Linked DNA regions of Homo sapiens: region 1 is linked to region 2. Evidence: read pairs that join two places in POLR2A ChIA-PET (ENCODE). Cell type or tissue: OCI-LY7. All regions are shown on one strand. Each heading gives the region's core, and the rest is flanking DNA. Links, peaks and the distances in the headings are about the cores only. Region 1 overlaps UBE2E2 (ubiquitin conjugating enzyme E2 E2). Region 2 has its middle 11 kb from the start of UBE2E1.

What was found. ChIA-PET counts read pairs that join two places held together with the same protein. Peaks named below come from ENCODE experiments on the same cell type or tissue, not always from the same donor. Only the 100,000 strongest peaks of a DNase experiment are listed, where the experiment ranks them.
Region 1: POLR2A ChIA-PET joins it to region 2 with 10 read pairs; 3 of 35 experiments call an interaction of 5 or more read pairs at or near these places.

The regions. Positions count from the first base shown.
Region 1 is chr3:23,436,577-23,447,738 of GRCh38, forward strand. The region is part of intron 3 of UBE2E2 (ubiquitin conjugating enzyme E2 E2); the gene reads left to right. Among named protein-coding and RNA genes, the nearest start is that of UBE2E2, 240 kb to the left of the region's middle. RefSeq lists an enhancer at 4,899-5,068 and a cis regulatory region at 4,984. In OCI-LY7, for the core only: no CTCF peak of the experiment used is centred there; DNase peaks (open chromatin) are centred at 4,005, 4,375 and 6,225; H3K4me3 peaks cover 1,279 bases; H3K27ac peaks cover 2,268 bases.
Region 2 is chr3:23,789,666-23,800,827 of GRCh38, forward strand. No RefSeq gene overlaps it. Among named protein-coding and RNA genes, the nearest start is that of UBE2E1, 11 kb to the right of the region's middle. In OCI-LY7, for the core only: no CTCF peak of the experiment used is centred there; no DNase peak of the experiment used is centred there.

The sequences.
Region 1 (11,162 bases), core at 3,133-8,132, 350 kb before region 2:
CCTATTCTCAAAGCTGCAGTGAGCTGCGATTGAGCCGCTACACTCCAACCTTGGTGACAGGGCAAGATGCTGTCCCAAAAAACAAAAACAAAAACTATACTCCCTCCCCAAAACAAAATCTTATTTTTCCATGTTCCATCTTATTTTTATTAGAACGTCTTAAGTTCCCCCTCTGCAGCCATGAAACTGGCATACCACAGGTCTGGAATGCCTCTCTGTCTCTCCATTTGTATCTCCGACATTAGACCATTTCAGCCACTCCTGCATGCAGTTACACCCACCTCATTTTTATCACAGTTAGGGAATGTTTCACAGAGTATTTTGCATAATACTATGAGCTGGGTGCTACAAGACATTTAAAAAATAATAGCTGGTTTCTGCCATTGACACTCTCACTGTGGAGAACAAGACATAAGAGTTGTGTAGTGTAAAGGTAAATCAGTACACATAGAACCCAGACTCCTAACCCAGGCCCACAGGCCATACGTGAGCTGGCCCCTGCCTGCTTCTGGAGGCTCATCTCTTGTTCTTTCTCCCTTTCACTTGACTCTGGCCACGTTGGCCTTCCTTCCACTTCCCACACACGCCAGGTTTTTCTCATCCCAGGGCCTTTCTCCTTGTAGTTTACTTGGCCTGAAAAACTCATCCTTACATGTCTGACTCTCTTTTTTCAGGTCTCATTGCAACTACTATTTATAGGGATAGTTCTTCCTTGACCATGCCACCTAAAACTGGCCCTTTTGACTTTTCCATGCATAGTAGGTCCCATGCCACCCACTTAATACCTGTGTAATTTTTCCAAGATGTTTAATTTCTCTGTGCCACAGTTTGCTAATCTGTAAATCCAGGAGTATTTTAATAGATTAGGTTTTTGTGACAGTTAAATGCATTAATATCATGTAAAGTGCTAATTATAAGAATCTCTGGCATATAGTGATTGCTCAGCAAATGCAATCAGTTTCTGACCTTCATCTTCATCATTAAGGGTAAAAGAAGTAGTGTAAAACGTAAGTACTATAGGAGCTCAGAAAGGAGAGGAATGCCGGAGGCCCTGAATCACCATGAACACTTTCCTTGTGACAGTAGAATCGAACCTCACTGCTTCTGTATAGTGTCTGGCATGTTTCCGTCAGACAGGCACTCCCTCCTCCTTTGGATTTCTACGTCCTTTTGGTTCTTTGTGTGATACTTGTATCGTAGATTGTGTATATGTTCTCACAGAAAAGGTCATCCTGCATCTCTGCATCCTCAGCATTGTGTGCCGCACACAGGACAGGTGGCCACTTATTTGATTAACATGAGAAAAACACAGAGATTCCATGAAATCAGCAAGTTTTAAACACCCTCAGTGTGGGCAGTAAATGCAGTATGAGCACAGTGACTACAAAGATCAGTTACTGGAAATGACCAAGTTGGAACAGTGAGGGGCAGACTATTGTATGGTCTTAAATTGGCTTTAGAGTCAGATTAATTCAGCAGATTTGAAGAGCATCATTTCATGCCAGTGTCTAAGCTCAGATTGTAGGATCACAAACATGAACCAGTACAGGTTTCTGTAAAGCATTTTAACTTGATTCAGGTGGGACTTCAGTGAGTAAAGCAAGAAAGGTGTTCCAGACAAGCTTCAGAAAGAGCAAAAGTAAAGGTGCAGAGTTGAGAAGGTTCAGGAATTCAGGTTCTCTAGAGAAAAGATTTCCTCATGCTGGAGCAAGAGGAAATAAGGCTGAAGTGAGGGGGTCCAAATTATGGAGGATTTAGGGTACCAGAACCAGAACATCAGCTTTATTCCATAGGAGCCTGTGGAAGGTTTGAGCAAAGGATTGGCAGAAATAGTACTCAAAATTAGATGATACATTTCTGTATTTTCTGTAGTGATAGAAGTTCCTTGAACTTAAATTTGAAAAGGTTTGAATTAAAAGGGACAGATGTTCTCAAGTTATATACTAGACATTTTCAGTAGTTGTACGGTTTTTGAGCTTTTATTAGTTGGTCCTAAGTAAGTTTTATAGCATTATGATAGGCAGTTGGTGACAGCTTAGTCATGTGTTCTTTCTTGAGTAATAATTAAAGTATTAATATTTTTCCTTTTCATTATATTTTATGCATCATGGTTTGATATATGCTTGAAATATTTACTAAATTAGATATTGCTGCATGTGGTCCATCCCACATATAAATGGAAAAGAGAAACTTAACATAGTTCATAAATTAAAATATTTGGTTTCAGCTGTATTCATATTGAAACCATAAAAGAATCAGAATTACTGTGGGTTTATGATTGTCAGGTTACCACCATCACTACAAATTTTCTGATAACAACATATTAGTATTCTGATAAGGTTTGTGGCTTCTTTGCAAGGATATTTGAATACTACTCAACACACTACATAATGGTTAACTATTGTTGTCTTTATTTTAAGGAAGGCATGAATATTGTTAGATTTGCCCCTAAGTAATTGAGTGATCATTTTTATATACAAGAAAATCAGAGTAGAATGCAAAATTTGGAACAGGAACTCAATAATACTTATAAATAAGTTGATTCAAAGAAATGTTTCAATTTCTTGACATTGAATTCATGATGTTTTGCTTTTAACATGTGATTTTTAAAAAATACTGTTATGTGTACAGGGGAAGGCTAACCTGAGACTTTCCCTTCATGCGTATTCTTCCTGTGCACTGCAAAAGGAAACTGTGTGACTGCTTTCCTTCCTGACTGGCCATCACATAGGGTTACTGGCAGATGCCAGGAATCCAAGGACTAAAGGAATAAAGGGTGTGTGTTATAGTACCTGCGCTAAGAGATACTGTCAAACTCAGAGGCACCCCTCCTCCTCCATGTCTTAACCCTAGAATTGTTTTAGAACTTCTTATGGATAAGTGTTTGGATTAAGGGAGATCTGGGAAATGGGATTTGAATTTTAAGCAAGTGAGCCCTGGGGATGGCTAGCTGCCCAAAGTCTCTAGGACCCCAAAGAGATTATGAGAGAGAACGTTGAGAGGTCTGGAATGAATTATACATACTCTTATAATGAACTTTCTCCAGCTTGTCCTTGAGCAGCTGTCTCCATCCCATCCCTCAAGTGCTTTGGAACCCACATCTTATAACAATGGAAAGATAGATAACCTTTTATTTTAATGTGTTTATTTTTATTTTAATGTATTTAAGTAGTTTAAACACTTTCAGCGAAAACGCATTGTATTTCTCACTCCATTCCTCAATCCAGATGTATAACTAAAGTACCATAGTGCTGTCCATTATTAGCCCATTTTGTGTTTTAACCTATACAGTTTGAGGAACAAGAAACCTACCTGACATCAAGATTATACTATCAGTGAAGCCAGAGAAGCTATACTTATTCATTGTAGACATTCTTATCTTTTTAAATTTTTTATATTAAAAAAAAAAAAGAGGCTGGGCATTGTGTATCACGCCTGTAATCCCAGTGCTTTGGGAGGCCGAGGTGGGTGGATCACGAACGAGGTCAGGAGTTCAAGACCAGCCTGGCCAAGATGGTGAAACCCCATCTCTACTAAAAATACAAAAATTAGCCAGGTGCAGTGGCAGGTGCCTGTAATCCCAGCTACTCGGAGGGCTGACGCAGGAGAATCGCTTGAACTCAGGGGTCGGAGGTTGCAGTGAGCCAAGATCACGCCACTGCACTCTAGCCTGAGTGACAGAGTGAGACTCTGTCTCAAAAGAAAAAAAGGAAAAATAATGGGGTCTCACTATGTTGCCCAGGCTGGTCTCAAACTCCTGGACTCAAGCAATCCTTGCATCTCGTCCTCCCAAAGTGCTGAGATTACAGGCATGGGCCATTGTACCCGGCTATCTTATCTTCTTTATATAGATATCTAATAAGATGTAAAATACTGACCTGCATTATCTCCATGTTAACATTTACACTTCAAAATCTGTAAACGGACCCACGTTCATACGCGTGAACAGAAATCTTTCAGCAACAAAAGAGAAAATTGTATTTCTCGATAGAAAGGAAGTGGTCAGATCATGCCAGCCAAACAAATCTGTCAGGCTTTGAAATATAGAACCGTTAGGTAAGATACTGAGAAAAAGGATAAAGTAAGATCAGCCTAAATGTTTCAGTCTAGTTAAGTTGATTTGTATATTACTTAGAAATTTCATTTTCAGGGAAATAGTTTTCAGATTTAAATAACTGTAAAGAGCTGAGTTATTCTTTGACTTGGATTTAAAAAAAAAGAAAAAAAGTGTCCTGAAGTCATTTCCTGCCAGTTTGTCCCCCCAACTTTTTTTCCTGCTCTTCCTGTAACTGGTTCTTGTTACGGCAATGTAGCTGTATATTTAAATCCTAAGAGACTCGCTTATTGTGAGTAGGCAGGGTCAGTAGTCTGCTGAAACAAGCACAGGAAACTTGAAACACCTAGGGGCTATTTTAAAAATCCCTTGCCACTGACATTTTAGTTAGAATTCTAAAGAGAGAATGGGCTGTTTGGATACTGAGCTCCAGTACAAAAGAGCTGGGGTTTTTACACCGACTTGCAAACCACTAAAATCATTTGACCTGGTGTTGTGTCACTTGGGTATTCTGAAGCATCAGATGAAAACTAATATCCACCCTGCAAGGTTGGCAGGCAACAATTGTACCTGTGAAGTGAGCATCTATCAAAGAATTGGGGAAGGAAGGCCGGGCGCAGTGGCTCACGCCTGTAATCCCAGCCAGTACTTTGGGAGGCCAAGGCGGGCAGATCACGACGTCATGAGATCGAGACCGTCCTGGCTAACACAGTGAAACCACGTCTCTACTAAAAATCCAAAAAAAAAAAAAAAAAAAAATTAGCTGGGCATGGTGGCGGGCGCCTGTAGTCCCAGCTACTCGGGAGGCTGAGGCCAGGGAATGGCGTGAACCCGGGAGGCAGAGCTTGCAGTGAGCCGAGATCGCGCCACTGCACTCCAGCCTGGGCGACAAAGCGAGACTCCGTCTCAAAAAAAAAAAAAAAAGAATTGGGTAAGGAAACTTAATGTGTGGAGGAGATGCCACCATCTCTGAAGCACAGACTTTGTTAGAGGAGCTCACTGACTTGTTCCTAATAGTCATGTGGTTGGGGCAGGCCTCTAGCACTGCTGACAGGTAGCATTGATTCTGTCTCATCTTTAAGTTATAGCGTATTCAGTATTGCTTTATGCTATTATTTTTGAAAGGAAGTTGTTAACTGTACAACACTTTAGGTGATATTATGAGCTAACTATTTTAAATATATCATTTTTTTTAATTACCAAAAGCAGTGTCAGAAAATGAAACTCTTCATTTGGGTCGTTTAAAACACATTTGCTTTTGGTGTACCACTTATATTCAAAGACGTTTCATATTTATTTAAGTACTTTAAGAATGTTATTACAAAGCCTTGCTTTGTGATTTAAATTGAAGTTCCCTAGTGTTCATATTGTTAGTTAGAAATTTAGATTTTAGTTCTGTGACTTTTATATTGTTGATTGTAACTTTGGACTTATGTGGCCTGTGTAATACATGCTACAAAAATAAAATCTGGGAGTAAAAGAACATATGTATATTTTAATAAAGACCTCATTAAACATTAGTAACAATAGGATAAGGAATATTAACTGAAACAGACAGGAAATCAGGGTGAAGATCAGGCAGAACTGATCCTTTTATTTACACCAAACTAAATGCACTAAAGAGAAGTTTTAATGAACTTAAGGAGAATACCAAAACATTTCTAAATTTAAAAAAAAAAATGAATCCTGCTACTGATGGGTATATAGCATTAATCTCCCACCCAACCCCCCAAAAAGGACTTGTCTGGCTTCTTGTAAGAGAGGGTGATATTTCATACCTTAATCTTGTGATTAATTCCAAGTATTAAGATCTGTCTTCTGATCCTAAGTGTTCGTAAAGACATATAAAGCATTTTTATGAACTCTTATGCCCTCCTATGTGTAAGGAAGAAAGTCTTACTATGAAGTATAGTTTTAAGTATACTAAATTAAAATGCCTTACATAAGGCACTGAGCTTTCTGTGTTGTTTTCTATAAGATCTTATAAAAGCCTGTTTTATGAGCTTTTATTTTTTGATGTCAGAGCGTTTTTTAAAATCCAAAAGAAATTTTCAAAAGGTAGAATTTTGTAAGTGAATAACTTAGCCAGCCAGATCATCCTTTCCTCAGTCTGTATCCACTACCAGTTTGCCTTCCAGAGATGCATAGATAAGGGGGCGTGGTTACTGATTCTTCTGCTTTCCTGTAGCTCTGCCTGGGGTTTCCCCTCAGAGGAATGTGGTTTGAAAAACTTCCTCCATCACTACTTTGTTTGCAGTATGTATTATTTAATTTTCTTTGATAATATATCAAATATCTATATTAATAATTGAACCAAATTTAGTAATTTAAAATTAACAGCTTGTATATTAGATGTATATTACCTGTGTCCCCTACTAAACTCCCTCACAATAACAACAGTACTTTCCAGTTTTCTACTCACCTCTCTGGCCACACAGCATTCTTCTTTTCTGGCCATTATCCCTCTCGTGGCCATTAATGGACCAAGTGTTAGGTCTTCTTCTCTTTTCTCTTCCTACTCTGTCTTTCCCTCTGAGTGATCTCATCTCTGCCTGTGGTTTCACTTACCACCTCTGAACTCCAGAGGAATGACCTCAAATATCATAAAGGCACCACAGACTATTAGATCTGTCTTAGCTCAGCTTCCCCACTAAGAAGAGCCGGAAGCAGAGCAGCATGTGCTGTTTATTAGGGAACATAATCCCAAGAAGTAGAGTGAGAAACAAGGAGAATATGGTTTGGTAGGGGTGGAGAGTCAATACATGGATAAGCTATTGTGGTACCTGCCACCACTCAGTCCTGTAGGTTCGTTCCTGAAAACTCTCATAAACTGTGCTTTAAGACTGTACCTTGTGAGAGAAGAAAGGAGGAAGAATTTTTTCATTAGTTTCTGTCTCCCATTGGCCAAAGATTCATCTTTCAGTATATTAATTCCTCCATGGGGGTATGCAAGTGGGGAATCCAAAGCAGCGTCAACGCAGATGCCATAGAGTACAAGGCAAGAACTGCCCCCCGAGGCATGAGGCAGGGAACTGTCAGATGTACCTATGTGAAATTGGTGCTGGTTAGACAGCTGGACTAAGATACAAGTAAGGTTGAGAAGATCTGAATGATGCATAAAAGATGCCCAGTATAATACACCCCTTTAACCACTGAGATCCATTCAGGCTCTACATTATACGTAGCTTCCATACTACGATATGAGGCCTCCATTTTTGTGAGAATAAGATGCCTTCACTTCATCCCTGAGATCAGAGGTTATGTGCAATCAGTAACTGAATCCCCTTCAAGGTGGAGCCCTGCCACACTGTCCGAAAGACTTTAGACGGGACAGTTAGAGAAACAAATTACAGTCCCTTCTGCTGCAGCTGACCGTGAGGCAGTAATTGATACACATCTTCTATCACTCATTTTAGGTTTTCTTCACCAGTTTTGTTTTTTTTTTTTTTTTTGCCAGCTTGTGTTGCTTGCCTGCTGAAATAAAATATGACTTATGTCCCTCAAATGTCTGAGCCCTTAGTTGCCTTGCTGTTGTTGATCCATGGTTGTTGAAATATCCCATTTATTGTAACCGCTGGCTATGGAAGCACCACGAGATACCCCAGTGAATCTCTCAAGTTCTGGACATATTTCTTCTTCCCCCATTGTGTAGCTGCAGTCTTTGCTTCTTGTGGTGGTCCAGATTGAATATTCCTAGCAGTAACCTGACTCCCTTTTTTCTACTGATGTACTGGCTTGAGGAATTCAAAGTATCCCAGCAGTATAGTCAGATCTTCAAGTTTATTGGAACTCTTACATGTCCACTGGTGGAAACAATCACCCCTTAACCCCATCTGGAAGTCAGAACCTCTACCTTAGTAGAGATGAAAGTAGGATGGGTAGAAAACACAAGTTTCACAAAGTCAACCCTACTGTCATCCTTCAGTTCCCAGACCTAAGTATTGAAGCTGTTTATAACACAGCACCCTGTAATGGCCATTGCTTCAATGCATATGCATATACCATACCCTGGAGGGCAGTGCTCCAACACTGCAGGAAGTCATCTTCAAGATGTCTCTTCAGCTGATATTTTTTAATAGGCTATTCTGCCTACCTATTGGGCCAGCTGTTATTTGTGAATGGAGTGTACGGTAAAGCAAATGGATTCTAAGGGGATGTGCCCATTGTCATACTTCTTTAGTTATAAGATGGGTACTTTGGGCCTAAGACAGTGTTTGGTGGGATGCCATGTTGATAGATCAGTTATTTTATAAGCCCTGGAATGGTGGTGGTAGCAGAGGTATTGGGAGCTGGAACTAAATCCATGTTCAGATTAGGTATTAATTCTGTAAAGACAAATCATTGCCACCCTGCCACCAACTCTTTTACTCCCTCTACCTCCCCACTCCCATGTAATCTTATGCCAAGTGATCGGTTTCCTTGAGTAATGATGTCATATTGAGTGGTTGTCATCAGTCTCTTTCATTGGCAGTTTACGCATTTAGCAATAGCTTTTCAACATTGGTGAGAGGAAGCACCTTGGCCACTCTATTATGGGCTCACTATGTCAACTCTGTGGTGGCCCAAGTGGAAGGCTGGCTGACAGCCATAGAATAAAGTATCCTATTCACCTCATTGTTGATATTAGACAACACACATGTTGACATGCTCCATTTTGGTAGATACCTCCTGGTAGTTATTGTGAGACACACAAATGCCCCTGATTTGTGCCCAATTCATTTTTCCAGACCTCCTTATCACATCATCTTTCACTGTTGTTTTCTAGGCCCCTGATCAAACAGCCAGACACCATTTACCACTGCCAATGAATCAGAGTATATCTGTAGCTCAGGTCATTTCTCCCTCCATTTGAAATGGATGACCACCACATATACTGCTCCGGTTGTTCTCATCTGCCAAACTTCTTTTACCACAGTTCTTTAGGTCTGCTCCTGAATAAGGCTGCAGTGCAACAGCAGTTCATATTTGGCTAGATCGGAAATCCTTTTTGCCTTGACAGTTGGTCATGAAGGAGAAAGGCGTTAGTGATGTGGGAGTCTGAGTTACCTGTGAATGTAATTTTTTCATGCCTCCTGAATGTGCCTGTGCCTAATCCCAAATATACCATTTCCATCATACAACGGGTTGTTTCTCTGCCCGTCTTGCTACTCAGTGGGTACTTTAAGTCACAGACTTATTTGTTGGCACATAGTGAGGCATGCAAATTCTCTTAGGGCCCTGTAACATACTAGGATTTGTTTTTCTAGCAGAAAGTTCTTCTCTGCCACTGAACCCCAAGGATCAGCATTGTGACTTCTCTTTTGGTGCTTGCCAGAGACTCCACAGCATTTTTATCCGTCAATGATAGGTCTTCAGCCTGGGGGAACAGAGAGAGACCCCATTTCTTAAACAGAGAAAAAAAATAGGTCTTGTACCATGAGATCCATTGGTCACAGATGCACCATAGCTGGGACCTGCTACAGAGTCTTCTTTATCACACTCGGTCACTCTTGAAACTGGCATCCTTCGGGGTCTCTGATAAATGGATCAAAACGGTGTTAAAAGTACTGCATATAAATATACAGCCTCCAGGATCAAAGAAGGTCCACCTTTTTCTTAACAGTAGATTTGAGAGATGCAAAAACTTGTTTACCTTAAAGAGGATGTTCTCAGCATGGCCTGGAGCCCTGAACTCCTTAAAAAGTTTGGCAGTGTGTGCCCATAACCCTTAATTTTTGTGAAATGTCTGCTATGTGTATTTTACTTAAGCTGGCTAGGGTACTTTCCATTTTGTGCTAACCAGATGCAGTTAGTATGCTATCATGAATATAATGGAATGTGAAGATATCCCGGCTGACTGAATTTTGAGTGAGATCGTAAGAGTTAACATTGCCCTGGGGAAGGATATTATGGTCTCTTTGCCATTGTGAAAGTTACCTGCCTTTCATCTTCCCTACTGATAGGGACTGAGAAGAAAGCATTCACCATATCAGTAGCTGAGTACCAAATTGATACCATATCTGGCATGCCAGTTACTACTGGGGATTCTACCAGTTTAAGGTTACAGTTATTCATTATCCGTCTGTTTGGTTTTTTTTTTTTTTTTTTTTTATCCGTAGGGTCATAAAAGGTATAGAAAGAGAATATGGTGAGGACCACCACCCCTGCATCTTTAAGTCTTTGATAGTGCTCTTCTCTGTAGTTCCCGAGACTTGGGTCAAAACTTTATTAATTAATTGGCCTCCATAAACCCTCACTCTGACCAGAAGAGCGTGCTGGCATTTCAGGTCCCCCAGTATTGGTGTAGTTTAGAACTCAATTGTAATAGGCCTCAAAAAGTTTGGGATTTCCCTTTCCCCAGTGCAGTTATCCATGCAAAACAGTCCTTACATGCTGTTTCCTCTGCCTGACACATTTCATTCTCCCTGCTTTCCTTAGGTATTATCTGATTTCCCTGACTAGGTCAGATCAGCCATATGTTACTAAATGATGTGCATCTTTTTTTCAGTACTTACAACAGTAGTAGTTTTATATTAATTTTCTGTGTTTATTTAATTAATGCCAGTCTCTATGTAAGTTCCCTGAGAGTAGTGTCATTACCTGTTTGTGCACTGCCCTGTCCCTTGGTGCCTGTGTCACATATTAGGTGATTAATAACTATTTGAGGAATGAATAGTTAGATGGGTGAAAGGAAGTGAAAGAAAAGCATTTTGTCCCAACATCAGGAGCCCTGTTATTGTATCTCATCAGTTCTAAGAAGCCTATTTTTACATATTTTAACCTTTCTGATATCAATTACTTTGGGACAAGTAGTTATTGTGAGTTAGTTGTAGTTATGCATTCTTTAAAAATCTTGCAAAAAGAATGTCAGCAGTTTGGAAGAAAATTCCAGGGGCAGTTGTGGAGAGAAATTTCAAGATACACTACCTCAACAATGCTCTTGATGGCACAAAGGACTACATTTTGTGGAAAAACAATTATCTCTGAGCTGAAAAATGATTCAGAAGAATTAAACTCCAAGTGTGAAGAAGTTTTAGTAATTCTTTTTTTGTTCATGTAATCCTTTCTTTGTGCTCAAGTGTGATATATAGCAAACATGACTGTTACACTTATCAAGAGACCCCTTTCA
Region 2 (11,162 bases), core at 2,942-7,941:
CTTTTTTTTAAGAAGGTAAGGAATCCCTGGTTGAAATGTTAGGTTGGGGGCTGAGAATTAAAAAGTATGTTCCCGAACCCACCAAAACAATCTGCTGTGAAAACGTGTTTTAAAAACTAGTGCAAAGAAACTTGGAGGAAGAAACGAAGAAACTTGTTTGTTTCACAGATATGTCAAAGGGTTTCCTCTTCCACAGATGGAAGGAGCGGGTGGTGACTGGGAGAAAGCGGAGAGGACAGAGAAGGGGGGAAGTCAGGAAGACGCCACAGAGAGGGAGCATCCATTTACAAACTTTCTGGCACATTATGTCTTTTCTGCAAGATCTGACTGTTTGGGGAATAGAGCTTCCTGAGCAAATGTTAATTGTCTCACTTGCTAAGGTAAATCTTAACAAGGAGGAAGAAGCAAATTAGAATGAATCAAATAAAAGTTCACCTAAGTTTTGGTCCCCATGCCCCCCGCCTTTCCCCCCACCCCCCCCAACAGTGGAGGAGGATGAATGGAGAGCGGAAGGTGGGCTCTGCCTTCTGATGATGACAGGAACATGCGCACCTAGGCAGGTGCTGTGGCTCAAGCCCAGCATTTTCCTCCAGGATGACTGTCTCAAGGGCAATTGCATGGCTTAATTATACAATCTAGTTGTCAGCTGTCAGTCAGAGCCTTGACTGAAGGGTGGTTATGGCTGAGATGGAGACAAGGAAGAGCGAGATGATTCCAAAGATTTCTGGGGCTTTTCTCAGATTTTCCTAAGGTGCAACTCAGCTGCTGGCCTTCCTTGCGCTGTGGTCCACCTGCCGCAGCCTGGCATCATGAAAGTCCTTCTCAGGCTATAGTTTTGTTTTGTTCCCATGAGTGGCATCAGGGACCCCTGAATTTTTTCCAGAATACTCTCCTTTTTTTTTTTTTTTTTTTTTTTTTTTGAGATGAGTTTCACTCGCTTTCCAGGCTGGAGTGCAATGGCGCGATCTCAGCTCACTGCAACCTCTGCCTCCCAGGTTCAAGCGATTCTCCTGCCTCAGCCTCCAGAGTAGCTGGGATTATAGGCATGTGCCACCACACCTGGCTAATTTTTTTTTGTATTTTTAGTAGAGACGAGGTTTCTCCATGTTGGTCAGGCTCGTCTCGAACTCCCGACCTCAGGTGATCCACCCGCCTTGACCTCCCAAAGTGTTGGGACTACATGTGTGAGCCACTGCGCCCGACCTAATGCTCTCCTTCTTGAACAATGCATTTAGGCCCGCCCAACTAGATGTACAAAGACTACAAATATCAGGGGCCAATAAATGCATGATGATGACAGCATCCAAAGGCACTGTATAGTTTACAGAGCACCCCCTCCTACCCACAACGTGACCTTATTTGATCCTTAGTGCAGCCCGTGAGGCATGGCTTCATAGCATCATATTATAACTGAGGAAACAAGGACCAGGGAGATGAAGTGACTTGACCCAATCACACAGAAAGTGAAGTGTTGAATAATACTGAGGAAACCAAGTTTGAAATATGAAAAAGATAACATGATATCTGGTACAGAATAAATGTTCCCCAACTTAACATGAAGTTTGGTGGAATTTACATTCTGGTCAGGCTATTTTAGGCGACCAGCTTACTATTTATGTACCTCTGCTGACTTTCTCTTCTGTGGCTAGTTTGACAGCTGTTTATTCATTCACTCATTCATTCATTTATTCATTCAACAAATATTTATTGATTGACTCCTGGCTGAAACCCAAGGCGATGGGAAAGAAGACACACTCACTGCCTGCCAGAGCCTTGAGGGGGGAGGCGGAAAGGGCAATGCGGGGTGCAGAGCAGCTGTAGACACCAGGGCGGCTGTGAGCATCTTCATGAATAATGCCCACAGACTACCCAGGGGAGTGAGAAGGAGAGAAAACCTCTGGGAGTGGCAAGAATTCTCTTCCACTGCTGATGCAGGAAACAGGAGTTTGAGTTCCAGCTTCTAAAACTGCATTTTATAACTCAATTCCTCGTGTTGTGTAGTTCTGGGTTTAGCAAAAGGCATTCTACTAGGTTTTGAGTTTGCATCTTTTTCGAGTTTGAAATTCAGTTGATGAAAATTGTTTTCATTATTTATTGTCATCTGTGCGCAGCTGGGAGGTTGGGCTCTGGAGTCAGATAGTCCTGACTCTGCTGCCTAACCTCCATGTGACTTGGTTTAACTACTTAACCTCTCTAAGCCTCAGTCTTCTCATCTGTAAATTGGGGATAATAAATGCAGCTACCTTACAGGGCTGATTAAGTGAAACAGTGCAGGTGAAGTGCTCAGAACTAGTAAGAAAACAGTATGTATCAGCTAGTATTAACACTGTACAAACCCACACCCAAAGATAATGTTTAGAAGCTTTTGAGTAGAAATAAGCTATATGAAATTTCATGAAACCACTTTTTTTCTCTTATAGCCATTTAGGCATCATAAAAGACAGTTCTGATTTTTAAATTTTGTCATATCATTAGTTACCTTACCATAGCTTGCTGATCTTTGGAGTTTGGTTTCCTTCCTCCAATGGGTGATGTATATATTTTTAAATTGATTTCAAAGGTCTTAATGGCTTTCATATAAAGTCATAATAAATATTTCCAGGATTAGGACTATTACAGCTACCAAATTAAACATTTTATATTTCTAATAGTTGAAACAGAAGGGGAAGGCAGGAGAAAAAAAACCTCTTAGTGACTTTAGTGGCAAAGAGCTTCTGGGGAATGCACACAGTATTCACAGCTATCTTTACCGTGTGTGGGCATAAAACATGATGGCTTTGGCTGAGGTTTCTAGGGGCTCAGATACTGTTTGCCAAGTATGATTTCACACCTTGGAGAAGACCGATGCTCATCTAAGAGGTTAACACAGAGGGCACATTGGGCAGTGTCTCTTTAGATACCGTAAACATAACCTTTAAAAAAGAAACTGTGGCCGGACCTGGTGGCTCACACCTGTAATCCCAACACTTTGGGAGTCCAAGGTGGGTAGATCACCTGAGGTTAGGAGTTTGAGACCAGCCTGGCCAACATGGTGAAACCCTGTCTCTACTAAAAATACAAAAATTAGTGGGGCATGGTGGCGTGCACCCGTTGTCCCAGCTACTAGGGAGGCTGAGGCAGGAGAATGGCTTGAACCCAGGAGTCATAGGCTGCAGTGAGCTGAGATCGTGCCACTGCACCCCAGCCTGGGTGACAGAGCAGACACCATCTCAAAAAATAATAATAATAAATTAAATAAATAAATAATAAAATTAAAATAAAGAAATTGCATGGTCACTTTGTTTGGGTATAATTGACCAACCATCTTGATTCAAAAACCAAGATTAAAAAAAATCCTTTAAAAAAAAAAGGACTTTTTTTTAAAAACAGAAACAGCAGAATGGATCCTTCCAGAACCACATGGTCCCTTAATATTGTTTTAGGACCAACTAAAGCTATTTGGAAATCAATATTTAAACATTTTTATGAAGTGAGCCATATGTCAAACAGGACAAAAGGAGTAGAATTGTAAAGAAGAAAGCATAGAATAACTGTTTATGGTGTTAGTTCCTATGTCTATTTGCCTCTAGGCAAAGTTTTTTTTTTATTATTGTTGATGTGATTCCTTTTATTCTGTTGTCAGTACCACTAGAGCAGGTACTTAATAAATGATTCTGATTGTTACTTTATATTCATATTGCATGTCTCACTTTAAGTACCTATTTGTTTTACGGTTATTAAAGTAATACAGTAGCAGCAATGGAAGTCTGAAAAACAGAGAAAAACAAAATAAAAATGTCTTCTCCATCCTCTAATACAACAACTGGTACTTCTGGGTCATTGCTTTACTTTTGTATGATACATACGATTTCCTACGGAGTCTCTGCAGCCAGGCTGGCTGGCTTTCCATCCCACCTCCCCCTCTTACCAGCTGTTTGACCTTGGCCAAGTTGCTTGAACTCTCTGTGGCTCAGTATCCTCACCTATACAATGGAGGTGATAATAGTACTCATCTCTCATGGTTATTGTGGGGATTAGCTGAAATAGTGAGTGGCAAGCTCTTGCACAGGGCTTGACATAGTGATTGCTCAATAAATGATAGGTATTGGTGGTGGTGTTATTATGATGTTGCTGTCATCGTCTCCTGTGGTTTTTATCATACCTTGTGAAGTTAGAGAGACTAGTATTAGTTTTGTCTCTCATAGAAAACTGATAAAAGAGGCTAAATGATGTTCACAGTTCCAGCTTCAGCTCCAGTGGTGGTAAGACAAATGAGAAATGGTAGATATTGCTCCTTCTCAAGAGACGGTTTTTAAGTGGCAAGCAGTCATCACTTCCTGATGTGATACAATGGGACATACACAGTGTCACTTATGCTATGACTTGACTATCTTGCCAAAAATGTGTAACTGGCATCGAATCACGCCTTACTATGAAACCCTAAATTATAAGACATAGAAGAGATAGAGTTCCTCAAAAGAGAAGGTTGCAGAAAAAAAAGAAAAAAACTAGAAAAAAAAAAGAGATAGAGGGGTCATGTTAAATGGTAGCGTGTAGAAAAACAATCAAGCTAATCCAGAATGTGGGACATTCTGCAATACAAACTAGCCATACATCTTTTCAACAAGTCAATGCTACAAATAAAAGAAAGGCAAAAGAGGTGGAATAATTGGGGTTTGTTCTAAATTAAAAGAAACATAACAGGCCCAGTGTAGTGGCTCATGCCTGTAATTCCAGCATTTTGGAACGCTGAGGCAGGTGGATTGCTTGAGGCCAGGAGTTCAAGACCAGCCTGGGCAACATGGCAAGATCCCATCTCTATAAAAAATACAAAAATTAGCTGGGTATGGTGGCTCACGTGGGTAGTCCCAGCTATTTGGGAGGCTGAGGTGGAAGGATCACTTGAGCCTGGGAGATCGAGGCTGCAATGAGCCATGTTTGTGCTGCTGCATTCCAGCCTGGGCGACAGAGTGAGAGACAAAACAAACAAAAGCAGTGTTCATGATCTTTAGTAGAATAGTGATTTGAACCTAAAAGAAAATTAGAGAATTAAATATGGACAGAATATTTATACAATACCAGGGACCTATTGCTAGTTTTGTCAAATGTGATAATAGTGTGTCTAGCTTTTGAAAAATCATGTTGAAGAATTTAAGGGTAAATTATCTTTTTTTTTTTTGAGACACAGTCTCGCTCTGTTGCCCAACTGGAGTGCAGTGACACAATCTCGGCTCACCGCAACCTCCGCCTCACAGGTTCAAGCAATTCTCCTGCCTCATCCTCCTGAGTAGCTGGGATTACAGGCTCATGCCACCACACCTGGCTCATTTTTGTGTATTTAGTAGAGATGGGGTTTCACCATGTTGGCCAGGCTGGTCTCAAACTCCTGACTTCAGGTGATCCGCCCACCTCGGCCTCCCAAAGGGCTGGGATTACAGGCATGAGCCACTGTGCCTGGCTGGGTAAATTATCTTGATATCTATAATTTACATTAAAATGATTTAGCAAAAAAATGATTTGAAAATTTTTGATAATAAAAAGTAAACAAAATTTAAAAGAACCATTTTAGAAAGCAGAAGTTATGTGTCAAAGTTGTTCAGGACATGACCCAGCACAGTGCCATATCCAAATGTCCATTTGGTGATGGTGACACACAACACAGCTCTGCCTTCCACATCTTACACAATTAGGAGTTCATGTACATTTCATGAGGAGAGGACACAAAAATCCTACATTTAAGGGGGAGAAAACACCCCACCTTATACTCCTAAGGAAAACCTCTTTAGCCATTCCTACAAAGGGTCAAACCTAAATTCTCTAGTTTGGGGGCCTGTGTAGCACTTAGATGTGCAATAAATAAATGATAGGATAAAATTAATAATATGGGTTTATAATATAAACACATTGGAACTGTAAGTACTTTAAAAAAAATCAGAGCATAGTTAATAGTCTGGGTAAAGATTGATTCACAAGCAGAGACAGAGCTAAGAAAAATCTATAGGATTTGAATTCCCAACTCTAGGATCTGCACTAAGCCACTCATTTACAAGTGAGAAAGTTTGGGGAGAGTAAATGTATTCACCTCCCAGTTCATAAAATCTTTATTTTACTTTCAAGCCAAGTTTGAGAAAAATCACAAGTTTTCATTTTATTCTCTAGCAGTTTCCAAAAATAACATCTTAAATATATACCTCATAGACCAACCCACCACCCCAAAGATTTATTTTAAGCTAAGACACAACTGGAACCAAGTGAACTCTCAGCACTGGAACATAAATCTCAGTGTTAGAAAGAATCCTCATCTATCTTTCTATACTAGTCACAGATACACTGGTACCAAGGAGTGATCGAGAAATTGGGGGTACTGGCTTTTTTTTTTATTATTTGAGGGTTTCTGAATAGAAATCTTAACTTTTTATAATTACGAGAAAAAAACTGTTTTCAAAAAAAGTTGTGGCTCTCAACCCCTCAATATAGTAAAAATTAAGAACCCTAAGAAGAGAGCAAATGTTTCCTCAAATTATCCAGTCTTAAGTCTCTCTTCTAGATTAGACGTAAGAACCTGAATAACTCACAGATGTTTCTGAGAATGGCCTTTTCAAACAAAAAGTGCTGATTATGATAGGTGTATTGCTTCCAAGAATAAATGAGCAAATCTTACAGAGGAGAATTAGCCTGTTAAGAAGCCTAAATATTTTCACCAACATTTTCCATACTTGCCCACCTTGTGATTGACAAACTTCCCAGGGAAGTTTTTTTGTGTTTTAAACTTTGAAAATCCTAACTTGCTCACAGCCAGCTGTTTTTTAGATCTCTCGATTTAACATTTCTAAGAGGCTGGACTATCCTTCCATCTAAAGAGAAAGAGAATTAATTCCAGTAATGGACATAAATCCTTTGAAAACATCCTTCTCTTGATAGTTTTCCAGAACAACTTAAGCAGAAGCATCACGTACATGGGCCATTCTGATTCACTCATTTAGAGGGGAACATTTCTGGGCAAACCCCAGATGTTTTCTGACCTACCTGTTTGTTCATGCTCTTTCAGGGCCCTTGTCAGTGTAATAATCAATCAACAGGTGGTTACTCAGCTCCAGGAATGAGCTTGGCACTGGGGTGGAGCTGGAATACAGCAGGGATCCTGGCCTCCCTTTGCTTGCAACTTCTTGACCAGCAGGAAACAACACAAAATAGTATATAAGTGAGATTCGGCTGCATGCATTCTTGTAGTAACTAAAGCTTTCATTCTTAGCAACTCTGGATCAGCCAAAGAAAGGTCGCTGAACTGAACGTTGAAACAATACGTTAGGCCAGGAGACATGTTAGACTGGACTGGTAACAGCTACTTTTTTTTTTTTTTGAGACGGAGTCTCGCCCTGTTGCCCAGGCTGGAGTGCTGTGGCGCGATCTCGGCTCACTACAAGCTCCGCCTCCTGGGTTCAAGCCATTCTCCTGCTTCAGCCTCCCAAGCAGCTGGGACCACAGGCGCCCGCCACCACGCCCGGCTAATTTTTTTTGTATTTTTAGTAGAGACGGGGGTTTCACAATGTTAGCCAGGATGGTCTCTATCTCCTGACCTCGTGATCTACCCGCCTTGCCTTGGCCTCCCAAAGTGCTGGGATTACAGACGTGAGCCACCGCGCCGGGCCAACAGCTACTATTTATTGGGTAGTTAGGCCGTGCCAGGAACAGGACTAAGCATTTTACAGATGTTTCTCATTTACCCTTCAAAAAAACCTTATGAAGTGAGTTTTATTTTCCCAGTTTTACATATGCAGCAACAAAGTTTCAGGCAGATTTTATAACTTTCCAAGGATGCGTAGCCAGTAAGCAGCAAGGCAGGTATGAAAACTCAGGTCTGTTCATTCTCATAACTACCCTGAGCTGGGCTCTTCTCTGGGATGGAGGAGTGGAGAAAAACGAAGCAATGGGGAAAAGGGGGCAAGGATACTGCTTAAGTTTCTGCCCCTGACAATCTGTGGAGAACCCAGTGGTGATGTGTGTAGTTTCAGCCACAAAACCAAAGTGATTACGCTCACCATTTTCCTGTTTCCTACTACTTCACCAAGATCTGAAGAGACTTTTCAAGATGACTAAAGTCAGAGATGAAAAGGGGATGTAGGAATCTTTGCTTCTATCCTCTCAATCACGTTGGGAAAGTATCTGTGTGGGCTTCTTTTTTTTTTTTTTCTTTTTGAGGCGGAATCTTGCTCTGTCACCCAGGCTGGAGTGCAGTGGTGTGATCTAGGTTCACTGCAACCTCCACGTCCCAGGTTCAAGCCATTCTCCTGCCTCAGCCTCCGGAGTAGCTGGGACTACAGGCACACGCCACCATGCCCAGATAATTTTTGTATTTTTAGTAGAGACGGGGTTTCACCATATCGGCCAGGCTGGTCTCGAACTCCTGAACTTGTGATCCACCTGCCTCAGCCTCCCAAAGTGCTGGGATTACAGGCTTGAGCCACCACGCCCAGCCTTAGGTTAACTTTCAGTTAAGTAATTCAGGAAACAAGGGGTGTGTGTGTGTGTGTGTGTGTGTGTGTGTCCAGCCCAATGCTCACTACTGGGTGGACATCAAAGACTATGAGACAGCCCAGATCCTGGAAAGCAGTAGTAGCTGGGTAGATAGAATGAGAACATGCCTCCATGGAGCTTTCCTCTTGCTTCTGTAGTCCCTGCCTGCTGCTCCATGCTTGAAGTATAGAGATGTGGATTCCACAAGTCCCCATAGTCAACTTTGGTTCCCTCAAGGGAAAGGTCTCGGTTCTGCTGCTACCTACTTGCCTGACCTCAGAAAACTCATCCTTTCTTCCTGCACCTTAGTGTCTTCAACTGTCAAAAGAACGGGGAACACCTGATGGTCTCTAGAGTTCTTCCGGTTTGGAATTCTGTGACTCTGATGTCAAGGCTTTAATTCCTTACAATGCTGGGGGTTGGGGGGTGGCGGTCACTTTAGGCTTCACCTTGGGGTCACCCACCCTCTTTCAGTGAACAACACCCACCCACACGTTCCTTGTCAACTGCTTGATGGTGTAATCATGTATGCATGAATCACGGAACATCAGAAGAGATGGGGAAAAGAGAAAGAAAGGAATAGTACTAAAGGCAAGGATATCTTTCATTCCCTACCTTGGTTAACTTTTTCTTGCATGCCTACTAAGGGCCAAGCACTGTTCTAAAAACAGTTCTAAGCAGACAAATTCTCTAACATGGGACTTAGATTCCCAGAGCTTCAACATTAAACAGTGATTAATTAAAATAAGTACGGAGAATTAGGAATTAGGAGCTGCTTCCCCAAGCCTAGACTTCCTCAATGGCGTCTTTCCTTGGTTTCCTTGACTCCTTTCTGGCTTTTCTATCAAACTAATCTTCTTAAAATACCCAGAGGCTAAAATGCCTGTAATGTTTATCCCTTGTACTTTTTATCCTGTAATGAAATCCAGGCTTCTTAGCTCACTGTTGAGCCCCTCCACAAGCTCTTGGTACCTACTTTTCATCCTTCTTCCTCTCTGTTCACTTAGTTTTCTGAGTCTTTCAACCAAATTAGTCTATTCATGGTCTTCCTAATCGCTTTCTGCATTTTTCTGCTTCCATAGATATTTTTTGTTCTTTAAAGATTCAGTGGTTGGATTTTAAAAGTATACTAAAGTAATGCACATTTATTTTAAGAAATGATACAGAAATATGTAATGAGTTAGCAATCTCTCCTTCATTCCACTCCGTTTCATTTCCTCTGAGGTAACTACATATTTATATTTTTTAAGTTTTGAACTTATGGAAAAGTCACAAAAATAATACAGAAAACGTCCATATACCCTTTACCCAGATTTACCAATTAGTAACATTTTTTAACTCTTTGAAATAGTTTGCAGATATCACGTGCCTTTACACCTTCATAGCTCAGTGTCTATTTCCCAAAAGCAAAAATATTCTTCATATAGTTATCAACTTCAGGAAATTTAACATTGATACAATACTTTAATCTAACTTCCATACTCTAATTTTTTCAATTGACCCAATTCTGTTCTTCATAATTTTTTTGCCGTTCAGTACAGTGTCTGATCAGGATCACATATTATATTTAGTTCTTGTGCTTCTTTAGTCTCCTTTAATCTAAAGTCTCAATTTTTCCTTGTCTTTCATGCCAGTGATGCTTTTAAAGAATAAAGGCCAGTTTCTTTTTGTTTCTAATAAAATACTATTTTGATAATATATTTTACAGTTTATAATTTATATATATGTAATTTTATATTTTAATAATAGTCTATTTCAGGTCTGATGTTTTTCCACATCATTTTCAACGTCATTTCAATACCTGAGAATGTCTCTTCATTTTCCCAAGCCCTACTTGTCGTTCTAGGCTCAGCTCTAATCCCTTTTCCTCTGGTCCTTACTGGAGGCCAGAGGGTACCTCTTGGAACTCTTTACATCTTGGGTCCAGTGTGGTAGCTCATGCCTGTAATCCCAGTGACTCCACTGGGGAGGCCAAAGCAAGAGGATTGCTTGATCCCAGGAGTTTGAGGTTACAGCGAGCTATGATTGAGCCACTTCACTCTAGCCTGGGTGACAGAGCAAGACCCTGTCTCTAAAAAGAAAAGAAAAAAAAGAAACAACTTTTTACATCTGTCATAGCACTTAGCACTGTACTTAGCCTACACAGACTAATTAATAAATATTTGTTGATTAATTTATTTGAGGCACAGCCATGAGTTCAATCAGTGGCAAAGACAGAACTTGTCCTGTAGGCTTAGCAAGTCGAGATTGGTATCTTTGCTGCCAATTGCTTCTGGGGTTTACAATTATTGAGGTAAATTTTGGATTCAAATTGGATCCTTGACTATAGATTTGCCACACCATGGAACTGTGGAGAAGTTGATATTTTTTAAAAGTTTCACAATAGATAATTAAGAACATGAAATAAAAATATTTATTCCCTACTATTTTATTCCTCCAAATTTCAGTAAACTGGAAGAGTGTTCAATTCAGGAAAAGGTTTCAGAGACTAATGAACCAAACTGCTCAAATTATAATCCTACATATTCTAATATAGTCTATTCTTGTGTGATCAATGTATAGAAAGTTGAAGAAGGCTAGTTTGTTTAAAAAATAGGTCCTACAGAGGAGATGCTACATTATAAACTGAGAAGAGTACTTTCATACTAATCACTATCCTTTTGTGGACA